Regions from separate parts of the Mus musculus genome. Here region 1 is linked to region 2. The links are chromatin loops, found by intact Hi-C in ENCODE. Cell type or tissue: left cerebral cortex. All regions are shown on one strand.

Region 1 (8,000 bases), 420 kb before region 2:
ACTAGCAAACACTTTCACTTCATAAATACATAAAATGTTGTTTATGTATTTCTTTATGCTAGAAATTGACCGAAGGTGTACCTAACCATTTTTGTACACTGAACTGAAGACACTGAAACAGGAGAGATGACATTCATTTGATAGATTTACATTTTGCTTCGTTATGCAATCTCAGTAAAGTAGAAATCAGGTAACAACAGAAAACAAAAGGGATTTTCTTAGATGGTCATTGGAAGAGTAAAAGTGACAACTGGCTTAAAATTATGTAAAGGCGATCATTGCTTTAAAAAAAAGGTACATCCACCTTGGGTGGGATTACCCTCCTCCTCCTCCTCCTCCTCCTCCTCCTCCTCCTCCTCCTCCTCCTCCTCCTCCTCCCCCTCTCCTTTCTTTCTGCTCTTCTAGTGCCAGCAGCTGCTTGATGGAGACCTCTTCTCCCCACATCTGAATGGAACGTCTTTGCCCAGAGTCTACAGAATGTCAAAACTGAGGCTCCGACCTCAGAGCTACAGCTTTAAGGACCACTCCACACAAAGAGGCAGCTGGTTGCTTTAATGAAAACTGCCTTTAAGCTTCAAGAACTGAGGCCTTGGGGAATCCATTTATAAGGAGCCTAGAAAATGCATTTCCAAGTTGTATGTTCTTAGGAGATACAAAATAAAATTTACCTGAAAAAATTAATTGTAATTAAATAGCTATGCATTGTCTCTTGAATAAAGATCTGCCACTTAGAATTTTATGTTCCATGTATAAATACATTTTGCAAATTGCTGAATGTTTGTCTGTCCCCACATCAATGGAAAAACAGAACAAAGCAAAAGCAAAGGTGAAGAAGCACAAACTTTCTGAAAGGTGAAGCTCCTTAACTCATATACGTGGCAAGTTAGTTTGTTGGTTGCTTGTATGCACACAATTCTGTTTATTTTTAACTACCTACCAAGTAGTCCATTGAAAATGTACCGTTCAGTAGGATTTGACATTGTTTGGATTTGGAACTGTTTGCATTCATTAATTTCTTTTCCCTTCTTCAAGCTATGGATCTCCTCATTAAAATGACCCACTCCTTGTACTCACAAAGTGAACATTTTATAAACAGGTTTGAAGACTTCTAACACCACATAACCCAGGCAGTGTAAGCTGTTTCTGGGATTACTTGGAGTAAACTACCAAAGAAAGCCTGCTAAGTTTTGAGTGTTGAATATGAGGCCAGAAGAAGGTGTAAATATAAAGGATGCATTTCAGGGACAAGCTAGACAGACCCTGTGTGGAGGAGCTGAAATCTCAGGAACAGAACATGAAGGGCTCTGTGCCTTTTAGTTCACTTCCTTGAAATTTCATTGTCAAAGTACCAAAGGTTAAATAAATTTCTAACAATGAAACCTAAAGGTGTGTGTTTTTTCTCTAATTTACCCTAAGGCAGGTGGATGGATGGCCACCAGAGGGAATGGCAACACTTTGGTAAATTCAAGGGACCTTCTAGGCTCTAACGCCTTTGGAAGTGTTCTGAGATGAAGTTTGGGTAGGTAGCAGTGTGCATCAGTCTGATTAGAGGAAGGCAAGCCAGGTCAGCAGCGCACCTGCTCACACAACAGAAGAGTTATCAGTTCTTCAGCGAAGCCAAGGGCTCGTTTTGGTTCTTTGTCCCTGAAAGAAACAGGCTGTTTGCAGTTGAAGTTAGACTTCTGTTCTCTTATTCCGGCAGCACAAAGCATGAATGCAAATCCCTTCCAAATTGTACAAGTACACTTAGCAATTGTGTCCTTGCTACTGGGGACCTCAGCCAGCAGGAGAGGGGTGGTGTCTGAGAGAGATGTTTTCCTGAGAGCAGTAACCACAGTGGCAGCAAATGCTTCCCACGACCTAGTCCTATGTCCCCGACTTTCAATTCAGTCATCCTATGAACCTCTGAATATATATTTAAGAAGTTAAGGATGGAATTATTCCTAAGCAAGAATTTTCAGAATGCAGTTCCTTGGTCTGTAAATTGCCTGGTAAAGATCTGGGGAAAGGAAAACTTAAGTAGAGGGAATACTGAGACTTCTTTGCTTTTTCTGAAAAATTTCGGTGGCAATCTAGGGCAGCCCTGGCTTCAGCATTGCATGCAAAATAGAGAGAGGACTGGGCAGAGTCACAGGCCCGATTATTTTAATGCCCTAGGTCAAAAGGAGGGAATAATGAATAGGCGTGGAGTTTAGTTCTTGGAAGGGAACTTAATTAACCTTGGAGGAGTGAAAGAAAGTGGGGGTTCCTGCCTAGGATCCGACGTAGGATGATTGTATTTACGTGAGCGTTCGCGCGTGCGCGCTCCCTGCCATACAGGTGAAGTCTACTTCATGGATAACCCCAATTAATTTTTAATCCTGAAAAAACAAACAAACAAACAAACTTGGTGTTTCTGTTCCACAGGCTCACCATCACCTTATTCCCCCAATCTGGCTGAGAAGTTTGCTGCGGGATCTCGGGTTCTCGGCCGGGGTCCCACAGTCCTGGCCTCCTCCTGCACCCGAGATCAGCAGGGGTGTGGGGAAAGGGGCTGCAGCGGTCCGGGAGTGGAGTCCCGACCTCCAGAAGGACTGCTACGGAAGGCGTAGAAGGGGAGGGGGTCGGGTCCCTGGCTAGCGATCGCCGAGTCAGGTCCTGGCTGCTTTCCGGGAAGGAAGACAAGGGCGAGAAGCGGGAGGCCGGGCCATTGTCCAGGGAGGGCGCATTTTTGTCCTGACGCTGCTGGTTGCTATAGCGAGCAGGGAAATCCAAACAGAAGGGCTCAGTTAGCTCCCCTGGTCCTGGGAGCAGGGCTCCCTCTTCTCAGCCAAAATAAAAGTGCCGCCGAAGGCTTGGCACTTTTTACCAGAGAACCGACTGCAGCCTCCAGAAGAGGGGCCCCGGGGACCCCAGCACCGAGCTGGGGGGGGGGGGGTGAGGGGGGCGGTGTCCATTAGCAAGGAGCAGGACGATTACTGCGGGTTCTGAGAGAATGTCCACCCCTACTCTTTTCCAGTCTTATTTTGTTTGGAAAAAAAAGAAAGAAAGAAAAAAAAGAAAGAAAATCCTAAACTCTCTCAAACTCCTAATACTTTCCCTGTGGCTGAAGCCCCCTCCCCACCAGAACTGACAGCAACAAATGGCTCCGCAGGCGACTCAGAAAAGGACTAGAGAGCTCCAAAACCTACAGCCTACAAAACCTACAGGTGAAGCAGCAGCAACACCTGGGCCACAGTGCCCCCTTATAAGAGTTTCAGGATCTCTCAAAGGGAAAGTTCGCTCAAAAGTAAAGTCGATGGCCATGTAAAACTTTCACATTAAAAAAAGACTTTTATTTTGCAGTAGTTAGGGAAAAAAAAATCAACAACGAAACAAGCCCTGCTATTCAGCTTTGAAGATATTGTGAGGGGAGGCTGCAATGAAGTCTTTTTGGTTTTATTCCCGTGTGTATCGTTTCTCCAACAGTACAGCTCAGGACTGGGATAACAGTGTTTAGTTAGTAATAAACTGTTAGCTTCGGAAAATTCTGAGCTTATACTTTTTAAAGCAAGAGCCACCGTTAATGATAGGGCAGGTAAGCAGTCAGGATTTTCCTTGGTGACGTTAGCTTTCTGCAGAGAATTGGGGACTTTAACAGCCTTCTCACTGTACAGTAACGTCTAAGTTTGACATTTTCTTTCTCCTCCCTTCAGTCTCCCCTTCTCCTCTTTGTCTCTATCCTAGAAGCTTCAACTGAAAGCTAAAAGGAAAACTTTTACTTGACCGGAGGAAACCATTTTAAAGTCAAATAAATGTATCACTCTAGTTCCACTCTTTAAAATGCATCCTTTCTCTCCTAATGACAAGTTCCTTAAAATAAAAGTTTGTATAACTTTGGAAGAAGTCCCTTAATTCATAATGATATTCACATTTTAAAAAGGCTTGAAAGAAATCATGTTAATGAAGAGAACATTTGCTGTAATTTGGTGATAATTATCAGAATCACCACATATTCGCAGAGGCTTGAACAATACGTGTTCAGAGAAAAGCAAAACACATTATTTTAATAGTCTGATATGCAAACTATAGACTGTTCAATTATGTAGCTTAATAATGCATACATGATGTGATCTTGTTATTGGGATAGGAAGGTTTGCAGTGAGTCGCTCCTAATACCAAGAGTGCTCTCACATCCAGTAAAATCCATTGCCCTGGATCAGAGGCCCCTGCCAAACTGCATTTAAGAGAATAAAAATTAATGACTGAGAATTTGAGCGTTAAATTAACATTAATTATATGACCTGCATGCTAGAAAGATTAAATTTCTTACATCCTAATTAGATAACATCTCCTCATACATCAAACGAGTTCTATTTTCATTTCCAGGTTTCAGGGAGACAGAGGCAAGTGCACAGGGGTTTCCTTAACTGTGGTCATGTTTCCTTTCAGACATTCACTGGGAGAGAACCAAGACAGGAGGTCACAAGAAAGAGAGTTAAACTCATTCTGACTTTGCATTGCTGATGGTCGCTGGAGGGCAGGGAGTTTGGCAGGTGGTCCCCAGGTGGACCTGGAGCTCTAGAGGACCTTTTGTGGTAGCCAAGGACTAGAGTGTATTATCAGCTAGTCTCTCAGGTCAGCAAAACAGAACGTCCAGCCAACAAACATCGTGGCCCTTTCTTTAAGACTAGAAATCACTTAGCTTATGGTTCAACTTGTAGATGAGAGAGCACCTAGTGGTCCTCAAGGGGAAAGGGAGGGACAACTAAAAGCCAAACAATGGAGATCAGGTTCTTCTAAAGACTCTTAGAAGAGATCGGTGGTGCGCTGATATTTCCAAATACCACCTATGCTGACCACAGCACTCATGGCTGTCCAGGGCACATCAGCCTCTGCTTGACCTAGCCTCGGCCTCGGCCTCCGTGACTGCCCTCGGGTAGGGTTGGGATGGGGGAGGGCACGTCTCCAGCAGGCGAAAACCAGTTGCACATAGGGAGGGAGCAGAAAAAAGGCCAGAAAGGGGGTAGGGCACCTCCCACCTCCAGCAGATGGTTGGTGGTGGCCAGTTCATTCTCTTAGTTTCTAAATCGGGACTTGACGGTCTCAGGGCTCAGAAGAAAGCTGTCGTGCGAATCTGGTTTGGAAACAATACACAAGGAGTTAAATTCCTTTAGGTTGTGGAGTTTTCTCCTAGATACAGTGTATGGTCCGGGTCGCTCAAGTCCCAGTGCGCCTCCCAACGCCCTCACCTTCCTCAAGAACCGCAGAGGCTGCGTCAGGACAGCTGCTCTTAAGGCTGGGCGGGACCAGAGGGGCAAGATTAAAACCTCAAGGCGACCAATTCTAAGTCACTCAGAATAGAGTTTTCACGTGTCAGTGTTTCCATTCAGCTACCTTCAGGCGTCTAGGGCTAAAGGGCATGCAAGTGAGAGCGTTTCTACGCGTCCCAGTGAATGGGGGAAGGGGCGAGAGGAGAAAGTGAACAGTGGGGGAGGAGATTGGCCACCCGCCCCAGACCCCACCGGGTGGAACTGTCCCGAGAGTCCAATAGGACTTGGAAGAGGATAGGGGCCAGTGGCGGTCACTGCCTCCCCACAGACTGCTCAGAGCACGCTAGGACTTCGTAGTGGCTGGCGGAACGCCCTGTCCCGGGTGGAGTACCTTTCCAGGAAGGCAATGGGCCTGAAAGTTAGCTTCCCAGGTGGCGGCAGCGCCAGGAGATGGGATTGAAGGGGGTGTGGGGGGGGGGGGTAGGGGGTAAAGACTGTAAATTCGGCTCGAATTCCTCGCAGCAAGCGCTAGGGCGGGGCCTGGGAGAACTACCCTGGCGTTGGCGACCTAGGGCTCAGCCTCGCGCGCTGAGAGTCGCGTCACTAAGTGCTTTTGCGAGCACCCGGTTCTATAGAAAACCGACCGCCTTGGATCCTTGTGTATTCTCAAAATCTCTCCTAAGAAGTCTTTGGTGGAAAGATGCCTCTTCCCCAAACCCCGCAGACTCTCACTGCCACAGCTGCCGGGTTCGAACTTTCCAGCTCCTCTGCTCACCGGCGTAAGCTGCGGCTTCCCTGGTTGCCTCGGTTCCCCTCTCCCGGAGCAGGCGGTCTGAGAGATGCTCTGCTCGGCCAGAGGACGCCTCCGCTGTGGCGCCCTAGAGCGTGCCCGTGCCACTCCAGAAATTGCATTCAATACTAGTTCAGCATCTTCCGGGAGAGGACGCACTGTAAGAAGTCACTGGGAGGAGTCTGGGCGCTAGGTGCGTCTGCCCTTTAGAATTTACAAGGAAATGCAAAATGAATGACACTCAGGAGCGTTCCTCAAAAGACCACTCGGAAAGCCGTGCGCTAGTCTGGAGAAACACCTCTTACTTGCTCTTTGTCTACACTGGGAGCTCAAACGAACTGAAACACGCTTACACTCTGTTTACCCTTCTTGTTTTCTTAAACGAGTTTTGGGTGACTTTGGCTGGGGCCATTTGCAGCAGAGACAGACTTTGTACGCTTGCTGCAGGCCTCTTTCAAAGTTGTAGTTTAAAGAGCATTATGTAAGCCTCTCTATTTACATAAGAGCTTTAACTCAAACCGCCCAGAAAACCTTTTATCACCGAAGGAAAACCATCCAGAGCAGCAGCTAACCGAGTCTTTAGGACACGTTGAAAAACAGCAGTAGCTCATTCTTTTGGGGGGAAAAATGTTAACAAAAACTCAATAGTTTCCATTTTTATTCGGCTTGGTTTTCTATCATTTGAACATTAAACTTAATTCAGGCTGTAGAGACTTTTAGAGTATATTCATTCTTCCCCCATGTGCAGTTAGCATCTAACTGGGCCACAGAGATGATTTCCCCCCCTCCCACGCCGTTAATTCTAAATATAAGGACAAATCTTAGCAAAATCAAATCGACATTTTACCAAGGCCCCTATTTTTAAAAATATTCAGGAATATATAATGATACTGTTATCAAAGGCTAACAGCAATAAAATATTTAAAATTTAAAAACCGCTTTTACCTACATAACTTTACCTTTCCCCGCATGTAAACAGTTTTTAGCTTAAATGAGTTTCTTCCTTTCCCTCTTTTCTTTCTACCCTTTCCTTGGTCATCTGTTTGTTAAAACTTTGAGGAAGATTTTTTTTTTAATTGCTGTATGTTGTTATAATTCCCACTTAAGAAAACAATGCCTGACAAGATAGAGATCTTAGTTCTAATGAGTTCAAAACTAGGTTAGTATACAGAAAGATATTATAGAGAAAGATAGTACAGAGAAAGATCAATTCCTGGGCCCACACCACGGGAAAGCTGGTCAAGGGATCTTGTTCTATTGCTCTTGCTGCATTAGACAATGTCCCTTCTCTGTCATCAGAGAAGATCAACAAGTGCCCCATAGACCCAGTTGCTTAATTATTGATAGTAGAAGATGGAAATCCTTCCAGTGAGTTCTTAGAGACTGATATTCTTCCTGGTGAGCATTAATCAATATCCCCTCTCATCCTATAGATCAGGACACACGCCACTCTACAGCAATGTCTCCAATGAGGAACTTGTCTTGCTGGGAACTCTTGAGTCTCTTCTCACAGAACATCCCCTCTAAGATGGACTAAGGTGGTGGTATGGGAGGTGTCATTACCAAGAGAAGCAGAATGGCTGTGTCTGAACTGTTCCACCACCTGCCACTTTCTCCTTATTTTTGTCTATTACACTGGACACATAGATTCTAGGTCCTTCTTTTGTGACATTTTCAAGCAGTTAAACATATTCCTATGAATGACAGCTCACTCTCTTTTTTCCCTCTCTGATTCCCAGTCTGATAAGGTAATCAATATAAAGACATCAAAAGCTGAGATTTGCTAAATGGCATTTGCCTATTTTTCCAAAGTTTTAAAGGTTCACATTAAGGACCAAACAACAATCTCTGTAGTGCAGTTGGAGCTTCAGACTGTAGTTGGCAGATGGAAAAGATATTTTAGGCAGAAGGAGTTTGCAGCTTTCTTAAAATATAACCACATGGCCATGAGTCACCTTCTTTGTCCTCTCTTTTAAGAC
Region 2 (8,000 bases):
ATATACTATTTCTGAGAAATTCAAAATAGTGTATACTTCATGAAAATCAAGATGACATTCCTGTGATGTCGACAAGGAAGCAAGACTTTGCTTTTCATGGATAATGAAGTCAGCTCATAGAAATGTTAGGTAAGCACTCAAGATCACACAAGTAGTACAAACTGGCACGTGAGTAGGAAGAGATGTGGAATCAAAGTAGCACTAACGTTCCTGGGGCCATTCCTTTCATCTGCCTTGGGTTTTGTGGAGGAGAGCATATGTCTGAAAGCACTTTTATGTTCAGAAAGGTCTCAACATGCAGATATGATGAACACTCTGCTTCCATACTGATCCGAAGTGTTCTTGAATTCTTCCAACTGAAATTTTGTTTGCATCATTTTATATTGTTTATGTCCTTCCAATGGGCATACAAAGGAGATTAGGAGTAATCTATATATAAGGATGTTATTAAATGAGAAAACATCCTCAAGATATAATTCTAGTAAACTGTCAAGGAGAATCTTTTTCCTATCTTTCTCGTTTCCTACCTTTATTCCTGAAGAATTCGACACCAGAACTATTAACCAGAGTTGATCAGGATGAGCATCTTCAAGTGGGAGGTGGAGTGCACAGGGGAATCATCTTGTGGGTGCTAGCATCCATATGCATTCACAAAGGATGCCATTGTGGGTGGATGATGGTAGTAGCACAGGGCAAATGGAAAATTAGATGACAAGCATAGTAAAGAGAATATGCTGTATAATCGAATATAATGACAATAACAGAACGAAAGCTTCTAGTTTTTGAAGAGGACAATTTCATGCATTCTTGGAGGAAAACTGGAACAAATCATTTGATGGCTAATCTTCATTAGCAGCTTGCCTGAGTTTAGAATCTCTAAGAAATGAATCTCTGTTTATGTCTGTTGGGGGTGATTTAAAAGAGAACTAACTGAGGAGTGAAGATCGACCCTAAACGTGAAGGAGACACTAGCATGGGGTGAGGTCTCTGTGTAAAAAGAAGAAGAGAGGGGAGTGGCAGCATTCATTGCTCATCCTCCTCATTCCAGAAAGCAAGACCTTGTCTCTGCTGTGCCTTCCTCACACACTGTGGTGTGTTTACACCCCATGATTTCACCTTCTCCAAGTTGTTTTTATCAGGTATTTAGACACAAATATAAGAAAAATAACTATTCCACTCTGTGATGGAGTTGGACTTACATATCAAAGTCTAGCACGAATAACACTTTAACAACTCATGTAGTTTCTAGATCTTCAGTCCCTTTTTTTCTTGCTTAGACTTATTTATTTCATTTTATAAGTATTTGCCTGAATGTATGTGTATGAATATCTATCGCCTAATAATTTCCCTGCATGTATGTCTGCCTATTACTTGTCCCTGGTACTCACAAAGACCAGAAGAGGGCATCAGATACAATAGAATTGCATTAACAGACAGTTGTCAGTGCTGGGAAGCAAAATCAGGCCTCTGAAAAAGCAGTAAGTACTCTGAACCAACCACTGAGCTGTCTACAACCCTGGGTCTTTAGTTTCTTCAAGAGAACTCTTTTCTAGAGGAAACCGGATCTCTTTAGAAAGTATAAGTAAATGATAACTTTTGAAGTTCTTGTCCAGAAACCAGAGAGTTCAAAGAACATGGTGGACACTAGATCAAAGCACAGCCCAGCATAAGCCAGTTGCAGAGTTCTGCCCAACCCGGGATAACCTGACTCTCAATATGACAAACTGTCCAGAAATATATACAAACCAGTGCTGAAAAGAGAACAGTTTCCCCAACTAACAGTGTATGAAAAACAATTAAGAAAATTACCATTTGGTAAACAACAATGGGGGCTAAACATCACTGTGTAGGAGCTTGGTCAAGGAATAGACAATTAATGTGATCTTCCAGCACCTCCTCCTAAATAACTACTAGTTATTAGGAGAGAAAAAAAAGCTTTACAATGGAGAAATATGGTTACCCAAATCTTAAACAAATGATAAACATAGCATTATAAATAATGAAGCAGCTTAAAGTCAAGTACAAGGTAATAAGCCAAAGAAAGAAATAACATACCAAATGTCCTTTCAAATAAATAAAATTCTGACTCTAATCATAAAGAAACATATTGTTCAGTGCCAAGGTCATGCAAGACAAGAAGAAACTGAGCTTCTGGGGATGTAAGAGACAAGAGAGATAACACCCCAGGTAACACTGATTTGGGGTATCTTTCTCTCACTAATGACATTACAGGACAAAGTGGTAAAACTTGAGGGAAGTGTGTGGATTTTATGATGCTAATGTATCAACATAACTTCCTGGTTTTGATGGCTTTATTGAGGTTATTCAGGGGAATGTCTTTGAAAGAATTACTCTAAAGTCTTCAGAGGTGGTGGGGAATCACATTGCAAAACTTGGAAACAGCTCACAGGAAAATGCTCCTCCCCCTCTTTGTCCTCTTCCCTCTTCTTCATGTTCTCTGTATTGTACTAGCAAACATTGATATTTATTTACTTTATATTGCTCAGTATGTCTTTCAGCCAATATGTTTAAGGCTATTTTCTGATAGAATTATTACCAATTTAAAAATTAAATCAATAAGGGCCTAGGACATTCCCAGCCATGGCTTTTGAGCAGGACTATAATATCATCAAATAAAATTCATTCCTGTGGATCAGGTCACAAGTCCACTTAGTTACCTGTTCATTAGGGTTACTATTGCTATGATGAAACACCATGACCAGTGCAACCTGGAAAAGAAAGAGTTTTTGTTGTTGTTGTTGTTGTTGTTGTTGTTGTTGTTTTGTTGTTTTGTTTTGTTTTTTTGTGGGCAGGGGTTGGCGCTTCTAATTCTACACACCCATTCCTCTTTGAAGAAAGTCAGGACCAAAACTCAAAAAGGGCAGGAACATCCTGATACAGGGACCAGAGAGGGGTGCTGCTCAGTGACTTTCTTCCCATGGCTTTCTCAACTCTGGCTAGGACTATGTATATATGTATGTATGTATATGTATGTATGCGTGTGTGTGTATATATGGCCTGCATTTTGTGTAGTGCTGGTCTTATTGTATCTCTGTGTGATACAGCACACAGTTGCTTTGTGGGTAGCCATTTGAACACATATAGTAGGAAACAATGTCTATTTAGCCAAGTTTCTTTCCCAAGTATGGTATTAAGGTTCTTGAATTGCTATAAATAAAGTGGCAGTAGCATGTGATCTCTTGTATTTATTGATATCATATTAATTTTTGTAAAATGTAAAGGAAATGATTATAATTTTGTATTTTTGAAGTAAATTTTTTTCTTTGTTCTTCTTGCCATCACACTTTTGTCTAGATAGATTTTCAGACAGATAGAATTTATCTCAAGGAGCTGCAGGGCCGAGGTCCTTAGCTCATCAGTTTAACAGGGTAAGCACATCTCTCTTGAAAGGCTGTCATGTAAACTTCCCAGAGAGGAAGGTGTGTGCTTTCATGGCAACTAGTGGGCTCAGTCAACAAGATACACAGAACATTCTCTTATCCCCACCTCTTCTCTGGGGATACATAATATTAATTACAGAATGTTCTTTTATGAGTTAAGGCCAACTTCATAATGAGATGGAAGTTTAGTTGGATCCAATTCAGAACCACAAAAGTGAGGGCAGTATTTCATGTACATGAAGTCACACAGTGAGCCACTTTGTGGAGAAAACCATAACCATACCAAGCACAGAATTAGGTAAGGTATTCTGGGGTTGGGCATCATTGGTTCTTGTAACAGTTTCTGAAGATGAGGGCTTCCTCCAGAGTCAAATCTTTTCTTTAGTTTATTCTATTTGTTTATGTTATAATTGTTTGAAGAATATAATTTGTAGCCCACTGAATAAATTATAATTTATTTATTTATTTATTTATTTATTTATTTAGACATCATCATATACTTTATTAAAGGAATACATATCTTTCCTTGGGCTTTATTGTAAATTATTTAAATATATAATGCCTGACTCAGGATGGCCTTGTGCCTCTGTTTTCCTTGGAGTGACAATACTTGCACTTACTTTCTAGCATTGATCTATATGATTGAAGCATTGTTTAGACATGTGTGACACGTATCTTCCCTATTTCCAAAATGTCTCAATTATACACTGATATTATTACAACCACATATTAGGGTTTTGCTTGTAATACATAAATCAGATATTTAAAATTTAAAGTGTATATGTGAGGGTTATATGTAGTTTTGACATAATGTAAATAATCGACTGCAGAAGGCAACTTAGTGTTTCCCACTGATTTCTTATCACTATGATACTGTTATTATTTATTACTTAATTGTATTGTTTATTCTTCCCCCAAATATTAACTCTACTATTTTAAGGCATTTAATTCCTTAATCTCATAGCAGAGTGTTTACCTATGAGTCATGTTACAATTCACTCCATGTCACTTTGTTTTATTTAAGAAAATAACTGAATGCTGAACTTATTATACATGGACAAAAAAAGGTTGTCATTCACATGGTGAGTAGAATTTGGATTTATTATTGTATGACATAGTCCATGCTTGCCAACGTTCTGTGCACAGCACTGTCTATTGTAAAGCAGTAGAAGAGAACTGTGAACTTCCTCCTCCACCAATAAAATTCACACTCAGCACATTATCATTCGGTTTGCAATATTTTCCCCAATATTTTCTTAAAGCTTCATATATGGAAAATGTCTCCGTTTTTCCTTCCTTTTGCATTTTTGCCAAGAACAAGTGACAAAACAGGACTTATCATCTTCCTTCAAAACATATGGCATGTGCCCATAGAATATTAAACGATCTCGTACAATGACAACAAATGAGATATTTCATCTGAAACTCACAGAATGTACGGCTTGTTGAGGCAGGCAAGGAGAGGCAGAAAGACGGCCCAGGAGCATTGGTTTGTTAGTAGACACACAATGCAAACATATGTTTCTTAAAATCCGGAGGAGGACAGTGTTGCATGCATGCATCAGCAAGGTGGTAGAAAGCATCTTATTTGGATTTAATTATTTTAAGTCAAATTCAACAGTCAGACTAGTGTTCCCTGCTTTGAAAGAGACAAGAAAATGAGTCTATGTGCTACAGTTTTAGTTCATTTTTTTTCTGTATCTCTCACAAACTAGGCAAAACAACTTTTTGTTGTTGTTAACAATTCCAGGTATATAAGGAGAGGACTTCCTATGCTTTGCTTTTTGGAGTTTTGTAAATGAGCAAGCTCCATTTGATCTGTGAGTTTGAGAGAAAGACCTAAGCTAGTGGGATTTGCACTTGTCTTCCTTTCACTTTCAAATCCCCTGGCTCCAACTTGACTGTTCTGCTTGTAACCCAAGATAAGCAAGCAGTTCACTCTGGTTAAGTCCAATTCAGACTTCTGCATAGCTTTGCAAGTTTAAGCCCATGTTCCTCCCAGTGGGGGCAGGGCAGGGGATGGTATGAGGGAGTTGCATGGAAATGCTCTGTAATTCTACATTAATGGTGGCTTTCTCTCCTCTCCTCTCCTCTCCTTCCCCTTCCCCTTCCCCTTCCCCTTCCCCTTCCCCTTCCCCTCCCTCTCCTCCTCCCCCTGTCCCTCCCTTCCCTTCCCTCCCTTCCCTTCCCTTCCCTCCCCTCTCTTCCCTTCCCCTCCCCTCCCCTCCCCTCCCATCCCTTTCCTTTCCCCTTCCCTTCCCTTCCCTTCCCTTCCCTCCCCTCCCCTCCCCTCCCCTCCCCTCCCCTCCCCTTCCCTTCCCTTCCCTTTCCTTTTCTTTTATTAGTTGTTTTATTTATTTACATTTCAAATATTTCCCTGCTTCCTGGTTTTCCCTCTGTAAATCCCCCAACCCATCCCTCCTCATCTTTGCCTCTGATAGTGCTTTGCCACTTATACCTCAATTTCTGCCTCACCACTCTATTGTCCCCTTATGCTGGGGTATCAAACCTCCATAGGACCAAGGGTCTCCCCTCAATCCTCGTCTATATATGTAGCTGGAGCCATGTGTACTCTTTGGTTGGTGGTTTAATTCCTGTGAGCTCTGCGTGGTCCAGTTAGTTGATATTGTTGTTCTTCCTATGGGGTTGCAATCCCCAAGGTTGGCTTTCTAAAACACAATTGTTTGACTGACCCAAGCTCGTTCTTCAATGAGTTGTCCAAGGTTCAGTAGATATGTACTCTCTCTACTGTATTGCGAATGGAAAGCTATCTCAGTTTGGTCTTGGGTTAGACCAGATTCTGCCAGTTTTGCTTTTAACCAATACTCAAGCATTTTCTTTGTCAAGTCTGGGGTCCTTCTTTTAGATGACATAGAGCTTGGTTGATAGGTATCTGAGGCTGTTTGACTAATGACTTTGCTCTTATTTATTATTCACCCTCATAGACTACTTGAGCTTCCAAAAATAATTAGCAGATGAATAATAAACATTTATAAGAGGTTTTAGAGGACAAGTTGTCACAGTATTCCTTCAACAATAATGTACTTTTGGCCTTCAAAGGAAGCTAAATAATATAACCAGTTAAGTAATATACTTGTTAGGAAAATTCTAGCTTTAAATATGCTTTTAAATTGTAATATACCTTTTAATCTTACCTTCTTACTCCTCTTTTAGAAGCTACCAATTGGGAGATGTGCAATCTTTAATGAATGATAGCAGAAAAATTACTGTGTGCTAATGTTATTATTAATCAAGATATTAATGTTAAGTAATTACTCTAAAAATTAATATTCACCAGAGAAACCAGATATTTGTGGTAAAGGTATGCCTGGATTTCTGAGGACTTATGACTCATTCAAACTCTTTTGTTGCTAAGTAAATCATTAGATTTAAATATTAGTTTCTCTCTCATGCACACATGCGCACACGCACACACACACACACACACACACACACACATACACACACACACACACACACACATACACACACACACACACACACACACACACACACACGAGGTGTTATATGTTCCCATGAGTACAGGAACTGGCAGAAGCAGAAAGGTGTTAAATCCCATGGGGCTTGAGTTACTGGTGTTTGTTAGCCACTTGACACTGCTGTTGGAAAGCAAACTTAGATAATCTGCTTGCTCTTTAACCACTGAGCAATCTCCTAGCCTCCAAGCTATATTCATGAATTGGTTAATTTTCCCCTCATATATTACATCTTGACTTCAGTTTCTCCTCCTTCTGTTACTCCCAGTACCTCACCCTTCTATCTCACCTCCCTTCCAGATTCATTCCTTATCTGTTTCCCTTTCTAAAAGATCAGGGCTTTCAGAGATATCAACGAAACATGGGCTAACAAGTTATAATAAAACTAGGCGCATACTCCATATGTGACAGGACGAGATAACACAGTAAGACGAAGAGTCCCAAATGCAGGCAATACAGTCAGAGACTGCCCCTTGCTCCCACTGGTAGGAGTCCCACAAAAACACTAAGCTACATAACTATAACAGAATTCCTAGATCTGATCCTTGCAGGTTCTCTGATTGTCATCTCAGTCTCTATGAGGCCCTGTGAGCCCTGGTTGATTGATTCTCTAAGCCATGATCTTGTAATGTTTTTGACCCTTGTGGTTCCTACAGTTCTTCCTCTCCCTCTTCTTTGGGATTCCCAAGCTCTGCCTGATGTTTAGCTATGGGTCTCTGAGTTCACTTCCATCATTTGCTGGATGAAGGTTTTATGAGGATAACTATGATAGGCTCTTGTCTATCAGTGTAGCAGAATCTCATCAGGAATCATTTCATTGACTTTGTTTGTCTCTTTGTTTGCTTTGATTGTTGTGTTTGAATCAATCCTAAGACTCTGGGCTAGCCAGCCTCTGTTTTATGTCCATCCAGGAAGCTGAAGGTTAAACCCATTCACTGCTCAGTTTCATGGCATGGGTCTCAAGTTGAACCAGTCTTTTGTTGGCCAGCCCCACAAGTTCTGTGACACCTTTACACCAGAACATCCCTGCAGGCAGGACAAATTGAAGGTTGAAGGTGTTTAGCTGAGCTGGTGTCCCAGGCTCTCCACTGGAAGGCTTGCT

What was found. Hi-C counts contacts between places; a loop is a spot of excess contacts. Peaks named below come from ENCODE experiments on the same cell type or tissue, not always from the same donor. Only the 100,000 strongest peaks of a DNase experiment are listed, where the experiment ranks them.
Region 1: it touches region 2 in a loop (4-fold over the local background); 4 of 42 quality-filtered maps call a loop at or near these places.

Annotation. Positions count from the first base shown.
Region 1 is chr4:22,492,442-22,500,441 of GRCm38, forward strand. It overlaps Gm30731 (predicted gene, 30731), which reads left to right. Exons shown (of 3, transcript NR_131335.1): 3 at 406-685. Among named protein-coding and RNA genes, the nearest start is that of Gm30731, 5.9 kb to the left of the region's middle. In left cerebral cortex, CTCF peaks have their summits at 1,430 (motif pointing right), 4,699, 6,170 and 7,891; DNase peaks (open chromatin) are centred at 2,706, 6,105, 6,358 and 7,925; H3K4me3 peaks cover 2,853 bases; H3K27ac peaks cover 7,480 bases.
Region 2 is chr4:22,915,278-22,923,277 of GRCm38, forward strand. Gm52715 (a long non-coding RNA gene) reads left to right here and starts at 4,425. Exons shown (of 3, transcript XR_003955332.1): 1 at 4,425-4,483. In left cerebral cortex, no CTCF peak of the experiment used is centred here; a DNase peak (open chromatin) is centred at 4,916.